Linked DNA regions of Mus musculus: region 2 is linked to region 1. A link is a contact called in ENCODE POLR2A ChIA-PET data. All regions are on one chromosome and are shown on one strand. The core of a region is the stretch at or near the end of the contact, and the rest is flanking DNA. Distances in the headings are between cores, read along the strand shown.

Region 1 (6,904 bases), core at 2,272-4,771:
TCTAATCTGTTGACCAGAGAAGTTTTCCTTGAGTGAGCCTCTTATTGTTTTAGAGATATACAATCTAAATCTTATCATTTAATATTCTAAAGTGATTTCTGAACTCAGTCTCTATGTAGATTCCAACCTGTGGGGGGAAAAAAAAAAAGCCTGGCTGTCATGGTGGTTTCCGCCTTTAGCCCAGCCCTGGGGAGGCAGAGGCAGGTATATCTCTATGAATTCCAGGACTGCCTGGTCTATGTATTCAGGCTAGCCAGGGTTACACAGTGAGATTTTATTTAAAAACCAAACCAAACCAAATAAGATCAAGCCGTCCTGAGGCAGGATAGGCGACAGGCACATGGGATGAAGGAACCCTCATCTCTGAGGCCTCTCAGCAGAGGAGCAGGAATCCAGCGCAGTTAATTACCAACTGCTTATGGCCTTTCCCTCTGCCCAGTTCTAAACCTGCAGCTCTCTCAGAATCTCACCAGAAACAGAAGGGACAGTTGTTGGTTGTCATGGTTTTACCTCCTCCAGCCAATGCAGGGTCCAAACCACCTCAGTTATCAAAAGGGGTGGGAGTGTTTCTTAGCCGTCCTTTGAGATGGAACTTGAGAGCTGTCAAAACAGTGTATATGGCTAATGCTATGACAATTGGTTGTAGCCATACCTGGATAAGTCTTCCTTTCTGAGAGTCCTCCTTTTAACTCTCATGCTTAAGCCTATAGTAAGCTTTAATAGAATCCCCAAAGTTGGCTTCATCATTTACCAGCTAGTCGTGAAATTAATCCTTTTAGCATTGAAGCCACAAATCCCAGTATCTGGAGTTCAAGGCCATTCTCAGCAATATAGTAATTTATAGGCTGTCCTGGGCTCCATGATACTCTCTCAACGAACATTTCCAGGGTCTGGCAAGGTGGCTCAGTGGGGTAAAGGTGCTTGTGCCATATAAGTTTGAAATCCTAATGTCAATCTCTGATACCTATGTAAAGGTATAAGAAAGAACTTACGGGGCTGGGGAGATGGCTCAGAGGTTAAGGTCCAGAGGTCCTGAGTTCAATTCCAGCAACCACATGGTGGCTCACAACCATCTGTAATGGGGTCTCTGACATCCTTTTCTGGTGTGTCTGTAGACTGCAACAATGTACTCATCTACATAAAACAAACAAACAAACAAACAAATCTTTTTTAAAAAAGAAAAGGAAAGAAAGAAAGAAAGAAAGAAAGAAAGAAAGAAAGAAAGAAAGAAAGAAAGAAAGAAAGAACTTTCTCCACAAAGTTGTGGCAAACATCTTTACAAGCTGAGCCATCTCACTGGCCCACAAATATGCTCTTCTCTTTTCTTTTTTCTTTTGAGATAGTTTCTCATTATTCAGAACTGTCTGTCCTGTCCTGGAACTGGAACTCTCTATGTAGAGCAGGCTGGCCTCAAACTCACAGAAACCCACCTACTTCAGCCTCCTCCTAAGTGCCAGGATTAAAGATGTGTGCCACTAAACTCTTTCTTTTTGGAGGGGGTGGGGGGGCACGCTTGGTTTTTTGAGACAGGGTTTCTCTGTGTAGCCCTGGCTGTCCTGGAACTCACTCTGTAGACCAGGCTGGCCTCGAACTCAGAAATCCACCTGCTTCTGCCTTGCAAGTGCTAGGATTAAAGGCGTGCACCACTACACCTGGCTGTTTACTTTTTAAATGACCAACAATAAATAGAAAAACAATGTCAGAATAAAGTCCTGGGGTTTCAGTGGGTAAAACACTGGCTGCATTTACCTCACAACCTGAATTTGACCCCCAGGTCCTACTGTGTATGCAGGACACAAAGACACACACACAGACATAGACACATACACACACACAGACATAGACACACACACACACCAGCAGTAACAAAACCCTGCCACAAACAAAAGACATAACATACACATATATAACTGTAAAATAAACTTTAAGAACAGAAATCCAGACAGTCTTTCAAATGCGATATATTTAGGTTTTGGGCCAGCACTCCTGACTCTTGTGTCTCCCAAATTCTGAGATTGCAGACGTTCACCACCGCCATGCCAACTTAAATCACAAATTTGAATAATGAGTCTTTGATTTATTTTGGCCCTACCCAGTCCAGAACTCACAGAGTTCAATCTGCCTCTGCCTCCCTCGAGTGCTGGGATCAAAGGCCCATGCTTTCCCAGGTAAAATCCCTTCATCCTGGCTCTTACTTCTAACCTTCAGTTTCCGCAATGGCTTGTTCTCATTCCTAAAATTCTGTTCTTGCAGTGTGCGGAGTGAGTGGTCTAACAGCCACGCCCCCACATGGCTAGCAGCCACGCCCCCGCATCGCTAGCTTTGTAGTTACTTTCAAGGACAGCTGTATACAACTCACCTTGCACCTTGGGAGGTGGAAGTGGAAGAATCAGTTCAAGGTCATCTTCAGCTATAATGCAAATTCCAGGCTGGTGAACAAGAAAACAGACCGCTGAGGGAAGCGTAGCCTGGTCCTTTGTTCTTGAAAACTAATTTTAACATTTGAATTCCTTCATCTAGCACGAGCCTGGGAAGTGCCTGAGTACAAACCTTATCTTTAGCAATCCTGGTTTCTGCCTGTGTGCTCTCACCTGATCTTACATGTAGTTGATAAAAATTAGGCTTCAGATACCCCCAGCAATCCAAGAGATTGGGCTCTCTGTCTCTGCCTTTCACCTGTCTGTCTAGGTCTCTTAACAGCATTGGCCTGGATCCGAGCAATAGTTGTATGTTAAATAAGATGGTCTTAAAGTAATGGGGGCTGAGGTTAGTTTCAAACTAGTTTTCAGAAGAAAACCTTCAACCTTTGATCCTGTTTCCACTTCCCTGTGCTCTTATAAAAATAGGTGCTGTGTTTTGTTTTTGAAATTTTATTGTGTGTGCGTGTCGTGTGTGTAAGCAGACGTTAACACTGCACTCTGTCCCCTTCCAACCAGGTTAGCAGCCTCTAGAAATATTTTGTACCGTTAATCCTCATCAAGGAGTCAAAACGTGACTGGTATCTGGGGCAAAGCCTTTGAAAATGCTTTTTAATTTGTTTAAAGCACTTAAAAATCTGGCACGTGGTAGAGCCCTGGCCTACAATGCGCTCTAGATTCCTTATCTAACTCAAAAAAAAAAAAAAAAAAAAAAATCAAGCCCTGGTGGGTGGCTACTTCTTTAATACCAGTACTTTGGAGGCAGAGGCCGGTGGACGTCTATGAACTTGGAGTTCTAGGACCAGCCAGGGCTACACAGAGAAACCTTATTTCAAAACCAAAACCAACCAAACAAAAAACAAACAAACAAAAAAACACCCCCCCCCCACAAAATACCCCCCCATAAAAAGAAGAAACAAAATAAAAATGTACAATGAGGAACGCTGTGCGTGCTATGCGAACGCCCTCGGCAGCGTGGGTCTCAGGGCGCTCGGCCTCCGAGGAGTGAATAGGAGTTGGGTGGCTGAGGCTGGAGAGCGAGGACCATTGGGCGTGCGGCGGGGGCGGGGTCGCGGCGGACCTGTGCGCGGCGTGGGGCGGCCATTCAAACGCCGGCCGACCTTCCTGAGCTCTCCTCCCGTGCCGGGCGACCTTCCTGCGCTCTCCTCCGGGGCGCCGGGGCGCGACGTCGGCGGCCGGGCTCGCGTGGGCGGCGTCGGCGTCATGGTCCATTTCTTGCATCCGTTGCTGTGGCCGCGGGCCCTCGTCCTGCCCGACGCCCAGCAGGACGCGCAGGGCCACTGCTTGGTGCAGGTGAGTGTGGCCGCCGTCCGGGCTCCGGGGCGTCCGCCCGTCGTGCAGCGCGGCCCGCGGGCGGGCGGGCTGGTGCGGGGCGGCCTCCTCCGGGCGGGCGGGCGGGCGGCGAGTTGGGCGTGACGGTTCCCTGGAAGTCGCCGGCAGGCCGGCCCGGGCTCCGGGCTCCAGGCTCCGTGGACGCCGCGTCCAGCCCTCGCGGGGTTCCTGTTCGCTGCGCTGCTGAGGAAGGCGCCCGAGTTCGAACCCCAGCCATACTGAGCCCCCCGCTGCGCGCAGGCGCCACCCCCTCAGGCTAGCCCCGCTCCTCTCCTCAGACCTCCAGCCCGCCCGGTCTCCTCAGCCCGCTCCCTTCAGATGGCCTCACCTCAGCAAGCACAGACCCGCCCCTCTCCTCAGGGCCCCGAGCCGCCTCCTCTTAGCGCCCCACGCAGCGGCTCCCCTAAGTCGCCCACCCACCTGCCCCAGGAACCGAGTGCGGAAGGCGGCGAGCCCGAGGGTGACTGGGTCTACACTAGAACTTAGTGATCTTGGATGCTCAGTACCTGGCGGGGGTGGGGTGGGGGACAGCGAAAAATACACCGGTGACAGGCAGATGTGGGTGCTGGGAACAGAGTTTCGGCCTCTAGAAGAACCCTGTGCCCTCTTTTAACCTCTGAGCCATCTCCTTAGCCCCTATTTTAATTTTATTCTGGAAATAAAATTCCACCCAAGATCAGGCTGGTCTGGAACTCACTAAGTAACTCAGGCTGGCCTTGCATTCTCAACAATACTGGGGTTACAATTACAAGCAAGTGACAGGGGACCCAGCTTCTTTCTGCTTGTCCCTGCTTACAAGACAAGCGTCTTACCAAGTGAGCTACTCCTCGGGCCTTGCAGGTTTTAACTCATATGCCTATGTATTTTTTGGGAGTTAATAAAGTTAGTTCTTTGTATATCTCCATATTTATAAAAGGAGACAACATTTGCTGAGCCATGGTGGGACACGTCTTTAATCCCAGCACTCAGGAGTTAGTTTGAGGCCAACCTAGTCTACAGAGTGAGTTCCAGGAAGCCAAAGCTACACAGAGAAACTGTCCAAAGTGGAAAAAAAGAAGTGGGGGGGGGGGGGGGACAGCATTCCCAGAACTATAACAGATTTTGCTTTGGTAATATCTATCAAGAAATGTATTCTCTACTTCATTCGGTTTATCAAATTTATTGGAATTTGAAATCTTCATGGAGTTTTTTTTTCTTTTTCGAGACAGGGTTTCTCTGTGTAGCCCTGGCTGTCTTGAAACTCATTCTGTAGACCAAGCTGACCTTGAACTCAGAAATCCACCTGCCTCTGCCTCCCAAGTGCTGGGATTAAAAGTGTGTGCCACCACCACCCAGCCTTAAATTATCTTTTTAGTGTATATATGGTATCTGTAATTTTTCTGGTTATTATCTTCCAACATATACAACTTTTTTTTAAAGATGTCTTTATTATATGTAAGTACACTGTAGCTAGCTGTCTTCAGACACATGAGAAGAGGGCATCAGATCTCATTATGGATGGTTGTGAGCCACCATGTGGTTGCTGGGATTTGAGCTCAGGACTTTCTCGGAAGAGCAGTCGGCGCTCTTAACCACTGAGCCATCTCTCCAGCCCCCGATATACACCTTTTTTATTTTAATAGTTGTGGGTAATATCTTTATAATTCCCCTTATTTTGCTTACATGATGTGTAATTTTTTTAATTGTTTTTGACTTCTATGCTCTCGACTGGCCTCTAGCTCTTTATGTAGCTGAGGGTGACCTTGACTCCTGATCATCCCGTCTCTAAGTCACAAGTGGTAGGATTATAGGTTTGGACCTGTAATTTTTTTTGTGGATTCTTTGTAATGTGTGTGCCTTGCACACATTTATGGAGGTCAGATGACCATTTGGAGTCTGTTCTGTTCTGCCATATGTATTGAACTCAGTGTTTCAGCTTAGAAGTGAGCCAAAACGCAAATTCTATTGCTCTGATATACATCTGTGTGTGTGTGTGTGTGCGCGTGCTTGCGCGCTCGCTTACTGAGAATTTAAGATATAAGGCTCAAATATTCTCTCTCTTGGTTCACTCAATTTTTAAATTTTTACTTACTTTTATTTTAAGTGCATTAATGTTTTACCTGCATGTGTGTGTGCATGGGGTTGTCTGATTCCCTGGAACATGAGTTACAGACAGTTGTGAGCTGCCTTATGGGTGCTGGGAATTAAACCTGAGTCCTCTGGAAGAGAAGCCAGTGTGCTTAACTGTGAAGCTATCTCTCCAGCCCTATGGTTTGCTCACATTTAAGAAGCATATTAGAGGCTGGAGAGATGGTTCATTGAGGGCAGTTTCTGGTCTTGATGACTCGGGTTCAGTGCTCGGCACCCACATGTGTCAGTATTGACTCTAGTTCTAAGGGATCCAGTACTTTCTTTCTGGCCCCATCACACACTGCATATACTTGTGGCACATACATACACGCAGGCAAAACACTCATACACATAACAATACTTTTAAAGAAGCATATATATTCCGTTATTGATTACAGAAGTCTACAGATGTTAAATGGTATTAGTCTCAGGCTTGGGCAATGTGGCTCAGAGGTGAAGTGTGCACTTGCACGCCTTGAGTTTGGTTCCTGGCCATCTATGTTGAGTGACTCACAACTGCCTGTAACTTCAGCTCCAGGGGTTTCTGACACTTCTGACCTCTGAATACCTGCATTTGTGTGTGTGTAGCCACATATAGGCACACACACATACACAAATCTTAGGTGTGGTTGTGCACATGTATAATTCCAGCAGAAGCAGGAGAATCATTGCAGGCTCAAACCAACTTGGTCTACACAGCAAGTTGCAAGGCAGCTTGCCTTCTGTCTCAATTTCTCAGTTATAACTATAGGCTTATTCTACCAGCCATGGCTCTTGCCCCATCCATCTCTTCCTTTATTTCTCCCTCCCTCTTCCTCTCTCTCTTTTATTTCAAATGTTTTTCCCTTTCCAGGTCTCCCCTTCAGAAACACCCTATCCCATTCCCCCTCACCCTGCCTCTATGAGGGTGCTCCCCCACTCACCCACTCCCATCTTCCACCCTGGTGTTCCTCTACATTGGAGCACCAAACACCCTCAGGCCCAAGGGCCTCTCCTCCCACTGATGTCCAACAAGGGCATCCTCT
Region 2 (6,904 bases), core at 1,106-3,605, 110 kb before region 1:
CTGAGTGCTGGGATCTCATGCTAAGCATGTGCATATGCAGTCTGAGCCAGGCCTAGTACTCAGTCAGGGCCTCAGGTACACTAGGTGAGTGCTCTTCCAACCAACCTACAACCCCAGCCCATGGCCAGTGCTCACAGGGCTCTCCTGCACTCCCTGCTCCACATGTCCTTCATGTAACTCATATCAACTACCACAAACTCCTCAAACATGCCTACAGAGTCAGGTCTAAATTCCTTGCTTAGAAAGGCAGGGTACACTGTAGTCCGGGCTCCCTGAACAAACTTAATCTGGAACTGGAGCTAGAGCCCAGTGGTAGAAAACTTCCCCGCTACACTCAGAAGCCCTGGCTTTGTGCCTCAGGACTGCAAAACAGACATTAATTTGACTTGATTCTGAGCAATCCTTAATTCACCTTCCAAAAGAGCTCTCTGTTCCCCAACCTCTCCCGCACTGACTACACAGCTGGCCTCTGTGGACTATGCCCAACCACCCTGGTCCTCAGAGACCACAGAAGGTCAATTCCTCTGAAATTTCTCTTCAATTGGGACATGGACTAGCTCCCAAAGAATAATCTTAGCCGGGCGTGGTAGTGCACACCTTTAGTCCCAGCACTCGGGAGGCAGAGGCAGGCAGACTTCTGAGTTCGAGGCCAGACTGGTCAGCAGAGTGAGTTCCAGGACAGCCAGGGCTATACAGAGAAACCCTGTCTCGAAAAAACAAACAAACAAACAAACAAACAAACAGAATAATCCTGGGTTCCTTATCCAGAGTCACACTATAGTGGACTAATTTCAAGAAACAGAAAGTCATTTCTTGGGAACTAGACTGTAAGCTACTGGAAAGGAGGGCCAGAGCCATTTTCATTCTTTTCCCTTAATTAAAACAATAGGAAAACAACCTACAGACACTGGACACTTGTTTGGGCACTGGTCACTCATACACTCCACCTCCTCACTGCACATAAGAGTCCATTTCTGGGGCTGGTGAGATGGCTCAGTGGTTAAGGAAACCGACTACTCTTCCAAAGGTCCTGAGTTCAAATCCCAGCAACCACATGGTGGCTCACAACCATCTGTAATGAAATCTGATGCTCTCTTCTGGAGTGTCTGAAGACAGCTACAGTGTACTTACATATAATAAATAAATAAATATAGTCAATTTCTGACCTTTTATTACCTCTGCCTGGCAAAGACTTACAATGGTTCCTTTCCTCCTTCAAAGCTTTATTCAAAAGCCATGTCATTGGGCAGTGCCCTTCACTCAGTTCTTTTTATCACATTTCACTTACCTTAAAAAAACTTTTTTTTCCCTCGAAAAAACTAAAACAAAAAAAAAATTTTTTTTTAAAATTTTGTGCTGGATGGTGGCAGCCCACACCTTCTAGCACTTGAGAAACAGAAGCTTGCAGATATCTTAGTTTCAGGCTAGCCTGATCAACAGAAGGACAGTCAGGACTACACAAAGAATAACACCTCAACAAATTAATTAATTTATTAATTTGTTAACAGGCCTGTGGCTCATGCCAAAAACTCAGAAGATAGAGGAAGCAGTTCTGAGTCCAAGGCTAGCGTGGCCTACACTGTAAGTTCTAGGCCAGTCAAGGCTACATAATGACAGTCTCAAAAAAAAAAAGATTTAATTTTTATTATTTTAAATTATGGATGTGTGTATACGAGCATGTGGTGTGGTGGCAGCAGAGGCCAGAGGCATTGGATCTCCTAGAACTTTAAATGGGCTCCTAATTACTGGACCACCACTCCAATCTCCCTCTCCAATTCTTTTTTTGGGCCGGGTTTTGCTATGTAGTTCAGGCTAGTCCTTAACTCCTGAGTTCTAAGTGATCCTCCTTCCTCAGCCTCCCGAACGCTAGAATTACAGGTGCAAGATGCCAACCAATTCTGGCTCGCATTTACTACTAGCATATATTTCATTTATTTCCTGCATGTTAAATGATTCCCTCAAAGACATGTACACCGAGGTTCTACTTCACCCTCACACCTCCAGTCCTAGCACCCTAAACTTGACTACACAGCATCTAGCCTGAGGGCTCCGCCCTCCGCTGCAGGCCCCGCCCCCGATGCACTACAACTTCCCGCCCACAGGCCCGTAGTGACCCTGACCCGGTCCTTAGGCGTCCTCGGCCCGCCACGTGACCACGACTGCACCCCACGCTCGCTCCCCTCCCCTATGTCCCAGGCTGCGCAGTTGGCGCTCACCCTCCGGGTCCTTCTCGCGGTAGCATTGGTAGTGACACTCCACCTCCATGTTCTCCAGGAAGGACTTCACCTGCTCCTCGTCCTGGAAGTCAACCAAGCCCGCCATGATTCCGACTCCCACAAATCGCTTTGTGGCTCCACCCTCAGTTACGTGAGCCAGCCCAGGGGCGGGGCATGCCGGCGGCGTGCGTGACGTCAGCGCTCCTCAGTACGGGGGCGGGTTGGAAGGAAGGAGACGATTACCGCTTCCCATCATCCTTTGCGGTGGTAGCTCCCCACCCCCCCCACCCCTCCAGGCTTTTATTCTTCTTTTTGGACAGCCCTCTCCCAGGTTTCTGCGTCGGTTTATCTGAGGCCATACTGCCCCTTAATGGTTTTCTCCCTGTAGTCTGGATCAGCCAGACATTCTTCAGTTCCGGTTCTAAAGCCGACACAGCCGGGAGCTCAGGTCCCAGCCTTACCAAAGCTTACAGCGTTGGGCTGCAGCTCACCACCAAGTACTCTGAAGCATCGTAAAACAGAACTTGAAATCTATTCCGAAAGCATTCGTTCATTTGGGTGGCAAGCATTTTGAATACCTTGTGTGTCCCAAATATGGCCGGAAAAACCGAAATAAATAAATCTGTGCAATTGCCACGGGATGCCCTTATCTCTATATTCTTTGTAGACCCATCAAAATCATCCATATTAATATGACTGCGAGTTATGATTAGAACACATCAGTGGTCGGGATTATAGTGACAACATGGTCACTATAATAGTTTTAGAACAGCAGCATGGCGGATTGAAGCCAAGGAACACTATGAAGTCATATGATGCAACAGATCTTACCGAAGAGGTTTATTGGGGCAAGGAGAAAGGGAAAGGCCGATTGGGAATGGACTCATGGTTTTAAAAGCAGTTCCATGACACATCTTTCACAGGATAGCACAAGCTCTGCGTTACTCCAGAGCCTCTGGCTAAAACTGACTTTTATGTATGGCTTCTCCTGTTTTTCCTTTGATAGAATCTCACTTTGAGACAATCCTCCCCCCTCAGCCTACTGAGTACTGTTGCAGATACAAGCTCCCACATCCACCTATCCGTGTTCTTTTTATCTTGTTTATATCTGTAATCACTAGAGGGAGCCCTTAGAATACATGGTCCAGGATGAGAAGGCCTGACCTTTACTTTGGAGCCTCCCTCCTTAACCTACTCCTACTGGATACATCTAGAAGCTTACTTGCTTTGTTCTGTATAACTGAGACAGGCTGACTCCATGACAGGCTTCACATTGGCAGTTCAGGAGACTAGACATAAATCTCTGTTTCCAAGAACTGAGCAAGCCCAGGCCTCAGAAGAGGCCACACCACCTGGCCTCCAGGAGTTCCAGGATAGCTTGGAAAACAGTAAGCCATTATTAAAAAAAAATAATAATAATATTTAGGCTGAAGAAGTAGCTCATCTGTTGGAGAACTTGCCTGGTCCCTTGGGTTCAGTCTTCATCATGTCCTAAAACAGGCATGGTGCAATCCTAGCACTTGTTGAGGTAGAGGCAAGGGGGGTCAGGGTTCAAGGTCATTCTCAGTTGCATACCAAGTTCTAGGCCAGCCAGAGAAACTTCTTCTCTTCTCTTCTCTTCTCTTCTCTTCTCTTCTCTTCTCTTCCCTTCCCTTCCCTTCCCTTCCCTTCCCTTCCCTCCCCTCCCCTCCCCTCTCCTCCCCTCCCCTCCCCTCCCCTCCTGTCCCCTCTTCTCTTCTTATCCTTTCTTCTTCTTCTTCTTCTTCTTCTTCTTCTTCTTCTTCTTCTTCTTCTTCTTCTTCTTCTTCTTCTTCTCTCTCTCTCTCTCTCTCTCTCTCTCTCTCTCATTTTCCAGACAGGGTTTCTCCGTAGTCCGGCTGTCCCAGAACTCACTCTGTAGCCCAGGCTTTCCTTGAACGCAGAAATCTGCCTATCTGCCTATCCGCCTGCCTCTGCATCTGAATGCTGGGATAAAGGTATGTATCACCATGCCTAGTTGAGACCCTTGTGTTCAAAATTAATTTCAGTCAGGCATAGTGGCATATGTTTATATTCAGGTGGCTGGGACAGGAAGATAGTTGTGTGTTAAAGGCCAACCTGGGCTACATAACAAGATTGCCTTTGTTGGGGACCAGGAACCACCATAAAAACACTGTTCTCAGTTAAGCAAAAACAGTTTATTGAATGAATACCCCAAAATTGGACATTCAGGGCCACAAAAAGGACTCGGGAACCTAATTTTGTGGTACTAGTGTATTCTCAGGAAAGGCTTATAAAGGAAACACACACTGAGCTCATATGTAGGCGTAGGAAGTGCTGCCCAGTGGTCAGCTCTGACTCAAGCCATTTTAGACATAACAGTTCATATTGACCTTTGATTTTTATGGGTCCGACGTAAAGCTTTGTGGAATTTCTTAAGATTAACATACCACATACAGAACATACAGGGTATATGATTAGCCCAAACTTGAGTCAGGTTATTTTTCTGTGTCCGTGACTGGCAGGCATTTTATAGCAATAATATGAAATAGTTGGTAGGCATGAAACAAAATGGCTACATACATGTTGGTGGAGGGCAGACCTCAACACCTTAAGTAAGAAACTAAACCTAGGGCTGGTGAGATGGCTCAGTGGGTAAGAGCACCCGACTGCTCTTTCGAAGGTCCAGAGTTCAAATCCCAGCAACCACATGGTGGCTCACAACCATCCGTAACAAGATCTGACTCCCTCTTCTGGAGTGTCTGAAGACAGCTACAGTGTACTTACATATAATAATAAATAAATCTTTAAAAAAAAAAAAGAAACTAAACCTAAAAAAATAAAGTTAAATAAATTAAACTCTGGGAACCGATAGTTACTGAGTAGTGTGTTTGCTTAGCAGATGCAAGGCTTTGATTAGCTCTCCACCCCTCTAAAGCAAAAAATACGCATGAAGGAAAATACACAGAACTCTTGATAATAGTTCCTGTGAGTTAGCACAGAGTGTGAGAATAGTGTACAGGAATTCAATGTTTGTGTCTGTGTTCCATGTTTCTTTCTTTCTTTTTTTTTTTTAAGATTTATTTATTTATTATATGTAAGTACACTGTAGCTGTCTTCAGACACACCAGAAGAGGGCATCAGATCTCATTACAGGTGGTTGTGAGCCACCATGTGGTTGCTGGGATTTGAACTCGGGACCTTCAGAAGAGCAGTCGGCACTCTTAACCACTGAACCATCTCCCAGCCCCCCATGCTTATTTCTTATTCAGATTCTGTACTTGGGCTGGGGATATAGCTTACCTAGCTGAGTATTCACTAACACCCTGGAAGGTGTTCAGTCTCCAGCCCCGAATAAAGTGGGCACAGCACAGACGCATGCACTGGTGACAGAGGCAGGAGGACCAGAGGCTTGTGGTCATCCTCGGACATATGAGACTCTATCTAAAATCAGGTTATGGGGGCTGGAGAGATAGCTCAGTGATCAAGAGCACTAACTGCTCTTCCAGGGGGCCAGGGTTCGATTCCCAGCAACCACATGGCAGTTCCCACCTGTCTGTAACTCCTGTTGCAGGGAATCTGACCCCTTCACAAAGACAAAAATGCAGGCAAAATACCAATGCACTTAAAATAAAAGTAATAAAAAATCAGGTTACCTTTTTTTTTAGATTTATTTATTTATTATATGTAAGTACACTGTTGCTGTCTTCAGACACACCAGAAGAGGGCGTCAGATCTCGTTATGGATGGTTGTGAGCCACCATGTGGTTGCTGGGATTTGAACTCCGGACCTTTGGAAGAGCAGTCGGGTGCTCTTACCCACTGAGCCATCTCACCAGCCCCCAGGTTACCTTTATAAGCAGAATAAAATTAGTAAGAGCACTTGCTAAAACCATGCCATTGGGACTGGAGAGATGGCTCAGTGGTTATGAACATTTGTGGCTGAAGAAAGGTTCCATCACGAATAGTTAAGTCCACATCCCAACACCTACACTGGGCAGCTCGAGAGCCTCCTGTACTCCAGCTCCATGAGACTCAGTGCCCTCGTCTGACCTCATCAGGCACTGGCGCTTGTCTGCATACATCACACACATGTACAAGCATGCAAGAAGTGAAAAGAATAGATATATCTTTTTTTAAATGCCCTTCCTTCCTTCCTTCCTTCCTTCCTTCCTTCCTTCTTCCCTTCTTCCCTTCCTTCCTTCCTTCCTTCCTTCCTTCCTTCTTTCCTTCCTTCTTCCCTTCTTCCCTTCCTTCCTTCCTTCCTTCCTTCCTTCCTTCCTTCCTTCCTTCCTTCTTACTTCCCTTCCTTCCTTCCTTCCCTCCTTCCCTCCTTCCTCTCTTTCTTTCTTTACTTCTTTCTTCTGGTCTGGTTCTGTTTGTTTTTCGAGACAGAGTTTTCCTGTGTAGCCCTGGCTGTCCTGGAATTCATTCTGTAGACCAGGCTGGCCTACAATCAGGAGTTCTACTGACTCTGCCTCCCAAGTGCTGAGATCAAAGGAGTCCACCGCTAGGGCCCAGCTCAGTCGTTTCCTTCCTCTTTTCCTTAATGTGTGTGGTTGTTTTGAATGCAAGGAGGTCTATGCACCACCACCCGTGTGCCTGGCACCCAGAAAAGAGAGAGTTTCTGACTCCTTGGAACTGGAGCTGCAGATTGTGGTGGGCCACTATGTAGTTTCTGGGAATCGAATCAGGGTCCTCTGGAAGAG

Evidence for each region. ChIA-PET counts read pairs that join two places held with the same protein, here RNA polymerase II (POLR2A).
Region 2: POLR2A ChIA-PET joins it to region 1 with 15 read pairs in embryonic stem cell. The contact joins the promoter of Coa7 here to the promoter of Zyg11a in region 1. POLR2A ChIA-PET finds 5 or more read pairs at or near these places in 4 of 5 experiments (Patski and embryonic stem cell).

Annotation. Positions count from the first base shown.
Region 1 is chr4:108,214,660-108,221,563 of GRCm38, reverse strand. It overlaps Zyg11a (zyg-11 family member A, cell cycle regulator), which reads left to right and starts at 3,521. Exons shown (of 14, transcript NM_001167936.3): 1 at 3,521-3,731. The coding sequence starts at 3,642.
Region 2 is chr4:108,323,603-108,330,506 of GRCm38, reverse strand. Coa7 (cytochrome c oxidase assembly factor 7) reads right to left here and starts at 2,355. Exons shown (of 3, transcript NM_027250.4): 1 at 2,217-2,355. The coding sequence starts at 2,322.